Linked DNA regions of Homo sapiens: region 2 is linked to region 1. Evidence: chromatin contacts called from ENCODE Hi-C data. All regions are on one chromosome and are shown on one strand. Each heading gives the region's core, a stretch centred on a gene start or an enhancer-like site at or near the end of the contact. The rest is flanking DNA. Distances are from core to core; before and after follow the strand shown.

Evidence for each region. A loop is a pair of places that touch in the nucleus more often than their neighbours do. Pooled maps may share reads with other maps.
Region 2: a map with no recorded cell type shows a loop between it and region 1 (6-fold over the local background). The contact joins two enhancer-like sites. A Hi-C loop is called at or near these places in 2 of 37 single-sample maps with no recorded cell type and 6 of 50 pooled maps.

What each region holds. Positions count from the first base shown.
Region 1 is chr16:79,284,258-79,290,493 of GRCh38, forward strand. It overlaps a transcript of MAF not described here. Among named protein-coding and RNA genes, the nearest start is that of MAF, 310 kb to the right of the region's middle. RefSeq lists an enhancer at 3,131-3,631. Within about 2 kb of position 3,019, at least 12 of the 41 ENCODE cell types and tissues checked have a DNase peak (open chromatin) inside an H3K27ac peak, as active enhancers do.
Region 2 is chr16:82,652,426-82,658,661 of GRCh38, forward strand. All of the region lies in intron 1 of CDH13 (cadherin 13), which reads left to right. Among named protein-coding and RNA genes, the nearest start is that of CDH13, 29 kb to the left of the region's middle. RefSeq lists enhancers at 1,055-2,254, 1,175-1,674, 1,496-1,705, 1,756-1,805, 2,046-2,095 and silencers at 2,999-3,293, 3,228-3,277. Within about 2 kb of position 1,251, at least 13 of the 41 ENCODE cell types and tissues checked have a DNase peak (open chromatin) inside an H3K27ac peak, as active enhancers do.

The DNA of each region.
Region 1 (6,236 bases), core at 1,769-4,268:
ATGAAAGATGTTGCACTTCCTTCTTTCTGCCATATGCATTCTTGCAGCAAGAAAAGGTGAAGGACGGGTACTACTTCCACACCATCCAAAGGCAAATGCCCCATTCACTTGGCAACATCACCCCTTAGAGGGTTCCACTGGGTAATTACAAAATACCTGAGTGGCAACTATATGCTGGGCCTAAAGTAAGGCATCAAAAAATTTACCCAAAACCTTTACATCTAGCTCATTGCAGACGCCTAACATAAAAGGGCACCAGGAAAGAGAGCAGAGATATTTCTAGTTCGGCAGATGTCTGCCAATGCTTTTCTCACATTTTGACCATCATCATAATAATCCCAATGATATAATCATCGATAATAATAATGTTAGTCATAAAACAAGGGTGACTTTTTAAGAAAGGTTGGGAAGTTGTTTCAAACTGTGCAGGGCTGGTGTCACAGGAAAATGTCAAACTTTCCACTTTAACTTCCGTTTTTCAGGCATGAACACTTTGCTTTGGGGGAAATCTGGGCACTATGAGGGCTCAACCTGAGAACAAACTTCAAGTGTGCACCGTGCCTCTTTTCTGCTCATCTCTCAGTCACCTGGACTCGTTAAAAATACAGAACTCTGGGTCCAGCCAGACTGAAAATCAGCTCTCCCCCCAGCCAACAGTCCAAGCCTGGATTTCCACGAAGGCACGCGGCTCTCTTTACAGATTGCAGATTTACATGGTAAAAATAGAAACGTACGGCATCACATGTATATGCAAATTTGCCAACCAAACTCAGTGCTGAAAATAGTTATTTACTATTTGGCTTGCATATTGGCCCAGAAAACCTTCCATACCTATTTCATGCTCATTTAAATTCTTTAAGAGTTCCTGACCCATTTAAATTCCTTGAGGGATGCCTGGCTTCATAGGCATTTGTCTGCTGCTCTCCCCAGCAGCTTTTAAAGAAATATTGCCTGTCAGTGCAGACTGGACTTTGGAAAAAATATCTATTAAAAAAATATTTTTAATATATACGGCCCCCCTTTCGTTAGGTCTTTAAGCCATAATATATACGGCCCCGCTTTCCTTAGGTCCATTCTGGGCACTGTTTAGCCACGAGTGGCCTTGGACCTAGAATTAGGGCTTCCTTCTTGATAGCTCCTTTAGGATTAGGGACGAGAATGCCTAAGCTGTACAGCTGGAAAATAGGGACAGCAGTTTTTCCGAAAATTTGGTCCCTGGACACCTACATCAGAGTCCCCTAGGTGTGGGGAGCAGGGAAGGCTTGTGCAAAACGCAAGCTCCTGACTCCTCTCTAGAACCGCTGACTCTGAATTTCTGGGAGTGGGACTCTGGATGTTGCTTTTATAGGAAGTTTACCATGGTGATTCTGGTGGCCTCCAGGGGTGGGGAATCCATTACTCAGAAACCACCCTGAAATCCTGAAAGTGTGCTGCTCAGGAGCTGGATTCCGCAAGGCCAGAGGGCACCGCAGGACTCACCACCAAATGAGGGCACTGACGTCCTGCAGGAAGGCGGGAGGTGACTTCCCCAACGTGACCAGCGCACACTGAGGTCTGCACTGCCATTCTTTCCAGGAGCAATTCTGGTGCTCACAGAAGGGACCACTGTTCCTAAGGGCAGTGTGGCAAATTATTCCCACTGCACAACTGGCTGAGCCAAAGGGGCACCATCTCTGCCCCCATATTTAGGGACGATGACTCAGTACAGTTTGGGTTCTACAGCACGACAGTGTGTGTTTAAACCCTGGCCCTACCTCCCACTGGCTACTTCAGTTTACAGAGGAAATGATAACAGTTCCTACCTAATAAGTTTATTGAGAGATCAAATAAGATCAATATTGATAGGCATCTGGGTGATATGGGCCAACTAGTCAGCCCTTAATAAGCAGTAGCTAGCTGGTTTTTCTTTTAAAATACTTTTAAAATACTTTTTAAATACTTTTTTGTTTAAAAACCGTTTAGAATTTACAGCATTCCAAAGACTCTCCCCAGAAAGTCTATCTAGGTGAACAGGCAAGTTTGGTTTGGAAAATGAGGTGATGATGCAAAGTGAAGCCTACAGAAACTATGGAACCTTCTTAGAAAAGTCCTCTGTACTATCCTCTGCTAGAGAAGGAAGCTGAGGTCACCTGATATTGAAAAGTTGGCCCCACCATCAAGTAGCAGATAGTTTCATAGCATAAATTCACTGCCAACTACTTAGTGGGTTCTTGATACATTTGGCAGTATGCTGTTTCTCATCTTCACTCACACATTTATTTGCCACACCATTATCCTTGCATGCACACGTGTATATGTGCATGCACACTTGAACAATAATACTTCTTTCACTCACTTTTTTCAGCATAGGCAAAGACACATCTATTGAAATATCTATCCAGGCATACATACTGGTGCCTCACATAGATACAGAACTTGCTCAGAGCTACCCACAGACATTCCCACGCATCTTTAACAGGTGAAACAACCCAGACAGAGGCAAATGCCCACACGTCCACCCGTTCTCACATGGCCGTATCCACAGGCTCCCACACAACCCAGGACACAGCTTTGTGTGCCTCTGCACAAACACCCTCGTAGAGACACAACTGCACAAATGCACTCAACATGCCTCTTCCCCGCCTCCTCCCACACAAACGTATCGACGAGTTCTTGGAGTATGGCACAGACCTGACTCTCTGGCAAAAAACCAAAAAACAAACAGACAAAAAAACCCTTTGGAAACCCATTAAAAACCGAAGCCAGAAGTGAGCGTCCCCTTCGCGTTATGTCAGCAGGCTGCTGACTGTGGGAGCAGGGAGCATGAACACAAACGAACATTCCAGAATCAGCTTTGTTGTCCTCCACGTACTCTGCCTTCCTTTTTTTTTTTTTTTTTTCCTTCAGCAACAACAGAAATCTGTGAAATGACTGAGGGTGGTTAATTAAGCATTGCAGCCCATATTCCACTGCAGTTTCAATTGGATATGGTGTTCTCTTTCACTTCCTGTTATGCAGGATTGCGGCAGGCTGTTAGACACCTGCCACGCTCCCAGCCCAGCTGCTGTTCAGCTAGGGGCAGAGAGGAAGCACTCCCGGGCCCTCGGCCTTGAGAGGGTCTCATTCTGCAAACCAGCCCCTTCCCGGTGAGGCGGGGGCTGGCGGGGGAGGCACAGCTGATGTGAGTCCACACTGGAAGCTTGAGGACCAGCAGCTGGCGGTAAAGACCTTAGTCCATTGTGAGGGTTGTGGCAGGAGGCCAAGTGTTTTCCCCCAAACCCCCAAACCCTGAGTCCTGCCATGACCCACGTGTAATTAAAGCTGGAGTGTCTACGCAGGCCGGAAATCAGATGTTATTTTTTGGTTTGCCTGGATCCCTTAGCGTCAGGAATCAGACTGCATGCAGAAACATCCACTTGTTTGTTGAGCCATTTATTTGCTCATTCATTCATCCACTCATTCTTTCATTCACTCATTCATTTATTCACTCATTCATTCATTCACTCATTCTTTCATTCACTCATTCATTTATTCACCCATTCATTCACTCACTCATTCTTTCATTCACTCACTCATTCATTTATTCATCACCTTGGGAGAACCTCCTATGGGTTAGCTTCTCTGTGTTAGGCAGTCACCAAACAGACAAGGCACATTTTAATTTTAATAAAGCTAGCTAACCCTCCTCATCGTAGCTCCGATTTATTGAGAACCCATTATGTGCCAAACAACATGTGCCATACCAGTGAGCTCCAGCACCCTTTATTTAACAAAACTACTCCCAGTTCCTTGGGGATATTTTTCACTGCTTGTAATTACTCTGTTTTTATCAGAAAACAGAGAGGAAGGCATTGGAGGGAGGGCAGAGGGAGGGTGAAGGGGAAGCAGGGGAGGAGTGGACTCCAGGCTTCTTCAAGGAGATGATGACAGTGATGGATTAATGATGCTCACAAGTTCTTTGATGCTTCTGCCATCAAGAGGTGGGGTGTGTATCTCCTCCCCTTGAGCCTGGGCTGACCTGCTTTGACTAATAGTGTACAGTGAAAGTCACACCATCGCCATTTCTGATATTTCAAGGCAGTTTCTATTTCCTTTCTCTTGGAGATCTGAGTTGCTACATCCTAAGCCGGTTACATAAGAATCCCGAGGCTGCCATGCTGTGAGGAGGTCCAAGCTGCTACGTGGGGAGGCCATGTGGACAGAGAGTGAGCTGCCTATTCAGCCCCCAGCCCTTGGGAGTCATCACAGTTTAGCTCCATACATCACTGAACAAAGCAAAGTCACCTCTGCTGAGCCCTGTGTGAATTCCTGACACGTGAAATTTTGAGATACAGTAATAATCAATTATTTTAAACCATTAAGTTTTGGGAAGGTGTTGTTATATAGAAATAGATAATAAGCTTATTGACTGAGTAGTGGAATCTTACAGGTGAGTGAATTAGGTAAACATGAGGAAAGGAAGGACATTCCAGGTGGAAGAGAATAAGCAGTGTGTTGTTTGTTTGTTTTTTGAGATAGGGTCTCGCTGTGTCACCCAGGCTGGAGTATAGTGGTGCCATCTCAGCTCACTGCAACCTCCTCCTCCCAGGTTCAAGCAATTCTCCTGCCTCAGCCTCCTGAGTAGCTGGGATCACAGGCACGCACCACCATGCCCAGCTAATTTTTCTATTTTTAGTAGAGATGGGGTTTCACCATGTTGGCCAGGCTGGTCTTAAACTCCTAACCTCAGGTGATCCACCCGCCTCGGCCTCCCAAAGTGTTGGGATTACAGGCGTAAGCCACTGCACCCAGCCTGTTTGTTTGTTAAAGGAGACAGAGAAGCAAAGATACCTGCTGAGATCTCTAAGTGGTTTGGTCTTAGTGAAGTATGAGGCCATGCAAGGACTTGTATTCCAAGCTAAGAAAATGTCACTCGATTCTCAAGATTGTGGAGAAACACTGTAGGGATTTCAAGCAGGGAGTGGCACGGTGTGACTGGTGTTTCAAAAGTGCTCTGGCAGCAGAGTGGCGGGAGCCCACAAAGGAGGTGATGGAAGACTGGGGCAGGCAAGAGCAGTGTTTCTGGGATGGCGGGAGGTAGAGAGGAGATGGGGGAAATCATTATGAGGTTAAATTGGTGGGTCTCAGGGAAGGCCTGGAGTGGCAGTGGGGAGAAGATGGAATTGTGAAGGGGGACACCTAGATGTCTCACCTGGGGGACTGTTTGGCTACCCACCGTGAGAGAAGGCAGAGGAAGCAGGTTTTTGGGGTTGGGAGGAGAAGCTGAGAGTACTTGATTAATTCGCAGAACATTTATAGGCTTCTAGGCTATTCTGGCACCTGTGCCTTATACTACGGGCGGATGAGTGTGTCATGGCTGTGACCATCAGACAAGACCTTCCACTGTGGCCATATGGTTATCATGACAGCTTTGCAAAGCAGCCTGAATGGGGCACTTGTTGACCATTTTAGGGATGTGGAAACTGTGGCTGAGAGAAGTCAAATCATTCTTCCAAGGTGTCACAACTCATGAGAAAACAGAGGGAGGGATGCATCCAAGTGCTCAGAGTCCAAAGTTTGTTCTCTTAGGCAGGCTGTCCCCTCAGGGATGAACAAAAGGCAGGATGTTTGTTTGTGTATTTTTTTTTTTTTTGTGAGACGGAGTCTTGCTCTGTCACCTGGCTGGAGTGCAGTGGCGTGGTGCAGTCTCAGCTCACTGCAACCTCCACCTCCTGGATTCAAGCGATTCTCCTGCCTCAGCCTCCTGAGTAGTTGGGACTACAGGCGCCTGCCACCACGCCCAACTAATTTTTGTATTTTTAGTAGAGACGGGGTTTCACCATGTTGGCCAGGCACTGGTCTCTATCTCTTGACCTTGTGATCCACCCACCTCGGCCTCCCAAAGTGCTGGGATTACAGGCCTGAGCCACTGTGCTCAGCCTGTATATCTTCTTAAAATCCCAAGTCCAAAACCCCATGGGAGGGAAGCTACTTCCAATCAGATAAAAGAGTTGTCTCCTGGGAGGCTTAGAACAGAGGGCAGAGGATGCCAACAACACCGAGCTTTTATCTGATGAGAGATATAGCCAGGCTTTTCATATTAATTTCCCATAAATCATACGGGCTCTGCGGCAAATTATCTTTCCCCAGGACTAGTTACATGGGTCATCGAGTCAATGCCCAAGATGAAGAAGCCTTTTCTTTCTGAATACCCTTTGGGTTCAAAAAGGTAACAGAGGTCTGAGAGTCAGAATCATCTTTTTAGAGAGAGTTTAACC
Region 2 (6,236 bases), core at 1-2,500, 3.4 Mb after region 1:
GCATCAGAAAAGCCATTCATCTGGTTTGAAGATAGACAGGTGGTTGCTGTCACTGCACCAGCAGCTTTTGAAGTTTGCTCAGTGATATGATTACAGCCCATACTTAAGCTTCTGCTCCAGGAAGTGAGATTGACCTTTGATCCTACTCCTCATTTAAAAATTACAGATCTTGGAAAATGAACCAATCTAGAAAGATATTGGAAGCTGCTGCTGCTGCTGCTGCTGCTGCTGCTGAGGTTGGCTGTCAAACCAACTTAACTGGCCTGCATTACCTAGAATTGTTTTTTTTTTTTTTTTTCTGGTTAAAACCAATGACCTTTAAAGCCTTTTTATTTTTCCTCTGACAATCTCTAGTGGACCTATGGTCTTTTGTGAGTTCTGATGGGAATCCCAGAATCTTTCTGTAACTGTGGGTTCCAATGAGAGAGGCACATTTAACAAAGACCAGAAGAAAATCAAAACTGTTGCTCAAACTGACAGTGTATGTTCTTCATCCCACTCCTTCATTAGCTCATTCATTCATTGATTCGTTCATTCATGTGCTGGCTCTTTGTAGAAGTTGGGGGTAAACAGGCGACCAAAAGGTAGTCCGTGACCCCAGGATGTTGTAATTCAGAAGGGTAAACAGACAAGGCAGTCAACATTGTCCATTCAGTGTGAATGAGCTTGGGAGTACAACCACTTTGGAAACCCATTTTGTTAATTTACCTTTGATAGATACTTATTGAACGGTTTTTCCAAGTGTCTGTGAAGAAGACATGGTGGTGGTAGGGGGTGGGTGGATGGTTTCTGAGGACCTGATAATGTTTCTCCTTGATTTTAGTGCCAGTTACGTGGCAACTCATGGAAAACATTGAGCTGAATACTTGGGCTTTTGCACCTTTTTGTAGTGCCTTAGTGTATTTTACACAAAAAAATAAATAAAAGTATGCTCAGCCTCAGGTGTGTTGGAAATACAGAGGAGAGACCAGCCCAACTTTGGAGGAGAACAGAGAGAGGGACCCAGGAAGGCCTTCTGGGGAATATATTTGACTTGGGCCCTGAAGGAGCAACAGAAATTAGGCACTGAGTAAAATGGGACTGGATGTACCTGCACAAAGCCAGCAGCAGAAGAAAAGACATGGAGTGGAGGGAGCTGGCAGTTCATGCTTGGGGGAAGCTGAGAGTTGCTTGTGGGGCTGGAGGCCAAGGTGCAGGGCTGCAGGGGTAGGAGGGAGCAGCCAGGGAGGGGGTGGATTGGTTAAGAAACACGATGTGCATGTCATGTTGAGAAACTTGGATTTCACCCTGGAGGCGCAGGAACTAGGGGGGATTTTTCAGCAGCAGTGACAGACGCTCTTAAATCTGGGTTTTCCAATGATCAGCATGCTTGTGCCTGCACCGGGGCGCAGGATGGGAGACAGATGCCTTTTGCAGTAGTTCCGGAGAAGAAGACTGAAGACCACATTCAAGGCCCTGAGAGAGAAGAGAAGGGGACAGATACCACAGAGATCATGAGATATAGCACAACAGATAAGACTTGCTAATTAACTGTACGGGGTTACAGGGAGGGACAGGGAGAAATCAGGTTTCTTCCAGCCCAGCTTCTGGTTGGAATCACTCAGGCAGAGACACATGGGCCTGAGAGAGGATTCCCCTTATGACATAAAGCCGCAAAAATTCTCATTAGTCATTGCAAAAACATCTATTTCCGGCCTACACTGCACCAGCCAGTGGGGGAGGTCCTGAGAGATAGAGAAAGGATGAATTCTTGCCCTTAGAGAGTCACCTAGAGATTCTGGGGAGACAGCAGGTCCGAGTCTCTCTGCCTGAAACCTCTGGACAGTGTCTTTGGCTGACACTTACATGGTGGTCTTGGTTTCTTATTCAAGGTCGGTTTCCCAACTCTCATAGCATCAGCTTTAGGGCATCCCCAAATCTCTTGCAGAAGAGATGGTTCTTTCCCCTTGAGTTGTTTTGAGCCAAGCATATAACATTGTGTGAATGTTTGAAAACTTCTCTTGGTTCTCAGAATGCAATTCTGACAGTGCTGAAGGCTGCCAATTAAATGAAGATTTAGATAAAGGCTGTGTGGGAGGTGGAATGCAATATTCTTAAACCTAATAATGGCTTCCTTCTGTCTTTTTGAAGCTCTCAAATAATCCTGATTGACTGACTCTCTGCTTTGGGCATTCCCATTTTCTGGACAATTTAATACCATTTAAAATGTTTGACAACTTTTATTTGGGGGCAGACATCCTTAGGGGATGGGGCCGTGGGCAAAGATACAAATGCTGTACCATCAAAGGAACCATGGATTTAAATAAGGATTTTTTTTTTTTTCATATTCAGAAGAGGTGGGTACAGAAAGGATGAGGGCAGCTTCTCAGGTTATAGTATTAACCACGTGAAGCAGCTAACAAAGGTATGTGCCTGGCCTTGTGCTAAAGGCTTTCCTCGTATCAGTTCTTTCATCCCTCCCAACACTACTGAGGTAGATGGAGTGACTAGATCCATTATACAGGCAAAGTAGCTGAGGCCCACAGCCATAGCAAATAAACTGTGGAGCTGGTGGTCCCAGATTTCATGCTTTTAGTCATTCTCTTGGCTCTGGGGTACAGGTAAGCTTCCAGAACTGGAGGATGGAGTCCAAAAGAAACTCAAGATAATTTCCCTGCCTTTCCCATTGTATCAGGGGATTCATCTGTTCATACATTCATTCATTTTCCCAACACATTTACTGAATGCCCGCAAGCACCAGGAAAATAGCAATGGGCACAACCAGGTTCCTATCTTCATGGAGCTATTGCTTTATTGGCAGAGGCAAACAGTAAAGAAAATTCATTAGTAATCAGTGTTGCAATCAATGAGCCGGTCAATCAAGCACCATAAAAGGGTAAAGTGTGACGAAGGTGCTCCTTGTGATAGGGGTTGGGGGTGAGGGGAGGTGTCCTGGAGAGGAGACATTTCAACTGAGATCTCTCTGAAGTAGATGAGATGGCCATGTGGATCTCAAAAGGAAAGTGTATGCCAGGAAGAGCAAAAAGCAAGTGCAAAGTCCTAAAGCAGGAAATAGTGAGGCTACCGCAGTGTCGGGTCCAAGAGTAGGAGATGAGATCAGGGAGGCAGATTAGGCTGCAGGGAGGGTGTGCGTGTGATGCTGAGAGTGATGGGAAACCACTGGTGGGGTTGGGGGAGGGCAAGGCAGTGACATCATTTGTTTTTATGTGCAGCAGAGGAAGCCAAAGCAATTCAGAAGAAGCCTACAGAAGCTTACCTCCTCCACAGGCTATTTTTTTCTTGTTTACATTTGTTAATTTTACATATATATTAACTCAGTCCTCACAACCACCAAATGAAATAGGCATTGCCCTTATTATCATTCTTTCCCATTTTAACAATGGGGAAACTGAAGCTTAGAGTAGGCAAGGTCGCCCAGATAGGAAGCAATGCCTTCGGGTCATGGCTCACTACTCAAGTGCCTGAAATTTCAGCTAGCCTTTAGTGGGCACCTGCTATGTGCCAGGATCTGTATGAGGTTTGGCACCACCTAGACAGCCCCTTGAACCAGTGGCATGTCTCAGGACAGTGTGAGAGACAGAAACTTCAGCTGAGAGTTACCGTGCAAGGCAGAAAATGCTGGTCTAGCAAAAGGAACTCTGATTTCGATTTGGAAGTACAGAGAAAGAGCATCTGCCTTGGACAGAGTTATCAGTGAAAAGATGACATATGAGCTGAGACTGAAAATCATGTTGAAGATAGTCAAACAAAAGCTGGCAGTGTGGGAGTGGGGGCTTCAAGCAGAGAATCAGTGGTTCAAAGGCACAGGGTAGAAGGAGAATGGCAGCTGGCTCAGTGTGGCTGGAGAAAGAGGCTGGAGTGCACCTGGTTGCATTTGAATGGTGTGCGTGTGTGTGTGTGTGTGTGTGTGTTAATGATGGTGATGAGATGAGGGGCTAGAGAGGAAGACAGGTTGGCACCTGGTAGCATTTTTTAAAAAGCAAGTAAACCTTATTTTTTAGAGCAGGTTTAAGTTCACAGCAAAATTTGGTGGAAGGTACAGAAGTTTCCCAAGTACCTCCTATCCCCACAAATGCACAGCCTTGTCCCACTATCAACATCCCACATCAGAATGGTACATTTGTTACAGTCAATGACTCTACATTGACACATCATTATCACTCAAAGTTCACAGTTTACATGAGGGTTCACTCTTGGTGCTGTACGGTGTATGGTGGATACATGACAAATGTGTAAATTCATGTATCCACCATTATGATATCACACAGAATAGTTGTACAGCCCTAAAATACTTGCTCTGCCTATTTGCCTACCCACTCCCTTCTCCCTAACCCCTGGCAATCCACCGATCTTTCTTCTATTTCCATAGCTTTGCCTTTCCCAGAATGTCATATGGTTGGAATAATATAGTATGTAGCCTTTTCAAATTAGCTTCCTTCACTTGGTAACATGCATTGAAGTTTCCTCCATGTTTTCTTATGGTTTGGTAGCTCTTTTTTTTTTTTTTTTTTAGCATTGAATAATATTTCATTGTCTGGATGTATCACAGTTTATCCATTGACCTACTTAAGGATATCTTGGTTGCTTCTAAGTTTTGGTGATTACAAATAAAGCTGCTATAAACATTTGTGTTTCCTCATATAGATCTTGTATATATACAGTAGTTCCCCAGTTTTCATGGGGAATAAGTTCCCAGACACCCAATGGATGCCTGAAACTATGGATTGTACCAAGCCCTACATACATTATGTTTTTTTCCTGTACATACCTGTGATAAAGTTTAATTTATAAATGAGGCACAGTAAGAGATGAACAACAATTGCTCCATAAAATGGAACAATTATGACAATATGTTGTAATAAAAGTTACATGCATGTGGGCTGTCTCTCTCAAAATCTGTTGTAGCGCACTCACCCTTCTCTTTTAATCTGTCAGTCTGATAACCAAGATGGTTACTGAGTGACTAATGGATGATGGGTAAGATAGACAGGATGGATACACTGAAGAAAATGATAATTCACATTCCCGGCAGGATGGAGTGGGATGACAGAAGATTTCATCATGCAACTCAGAACAGCATGTAATTTAAAACTTATGAATTATTTTTGGAATTTTTCTATTTAATATTTTCAGACTGTGATTGACCACAGTTGAGTAAAACTGTAGAAAGCAAACCTTGGAGAAAGAGAGACTACTGTATTTTGTACATTTCATGTACACAGTTTGCTAGATTTATATGTAAATATTCCAATTTGGGGAGGGTAATGTAAATTGTATTGTGTTTTAAATTCCTGATTTCATTCATTCATTGCTGGTACATAGGAAAGTGATTGGCTTTTTTACATTAACCTCGTATCTTGTAATCTTGGCATAATTACTTATTCTTGGAGTTTGTCAATTTTTTTGGATTTCTTACATAGATAATCATTTTATCTGCAAACTAAGTTTTGTTTCTTACTTTCCAATCACTATACCTTTGTTTTCTTTTCTTATCTTACTGCATTAGCTAGGACTTCCAGGACGATGTTGAAAAACAATGGTAAGAGGGCACATCCTTGCCTTGCTACTGATCTTATCAGGAAAGCTAGTTTCCTACCATGAAGTGTGATGTTAGTTGTAGGCTTTTTGTAGTTGTTCTTTATTAAGTTGAAGAAGTTTCTGTCTGTTACTAGTTTGTTGAGAGTTATTATGAGTATTGATTTTGCCAAGTGCTTTTTCTGCATCTATTGATATGTGCATGTGATATCTATTGATATGTGCATATGAGCCTCCTGGTCATCATCCCAGGCTTAGCTCACAAAAGTTGTGAGCAGGGAGGCCACCAGGAATGTGGGGCAGGTATTATGCTTCCCATTTTACAGAAAGTAATGCCAGAAGAAAACAGTGCACAGTTACTGCTGGTTCCCAATAGTTGATTTGACTCCTTTAAAGATTTAGCTGTCCCATTTATGTGCTGGATAACATCAATTGATTCTTAAATGTTCAACAAGCCTTGCATACCTGTGATAAATCCCATCATGGTTACATTTTAATATACTTACTTTTCTTCATACCTGTCTCAAGAGAGAAAGTAGCTCAGTGGTTAAGACTGGAGTCAGGCTGCCTGGGTATAAATTGCACCTCCGTTGCTTATTAGCTGTATGAACTTGGGCAAGATATTTAATCTCTCTGTGCCTCAGTTTTCACATCTGTAAAATTATGTCAAATAGTACTGATCTCCAAGGGTGGTTGCGTGG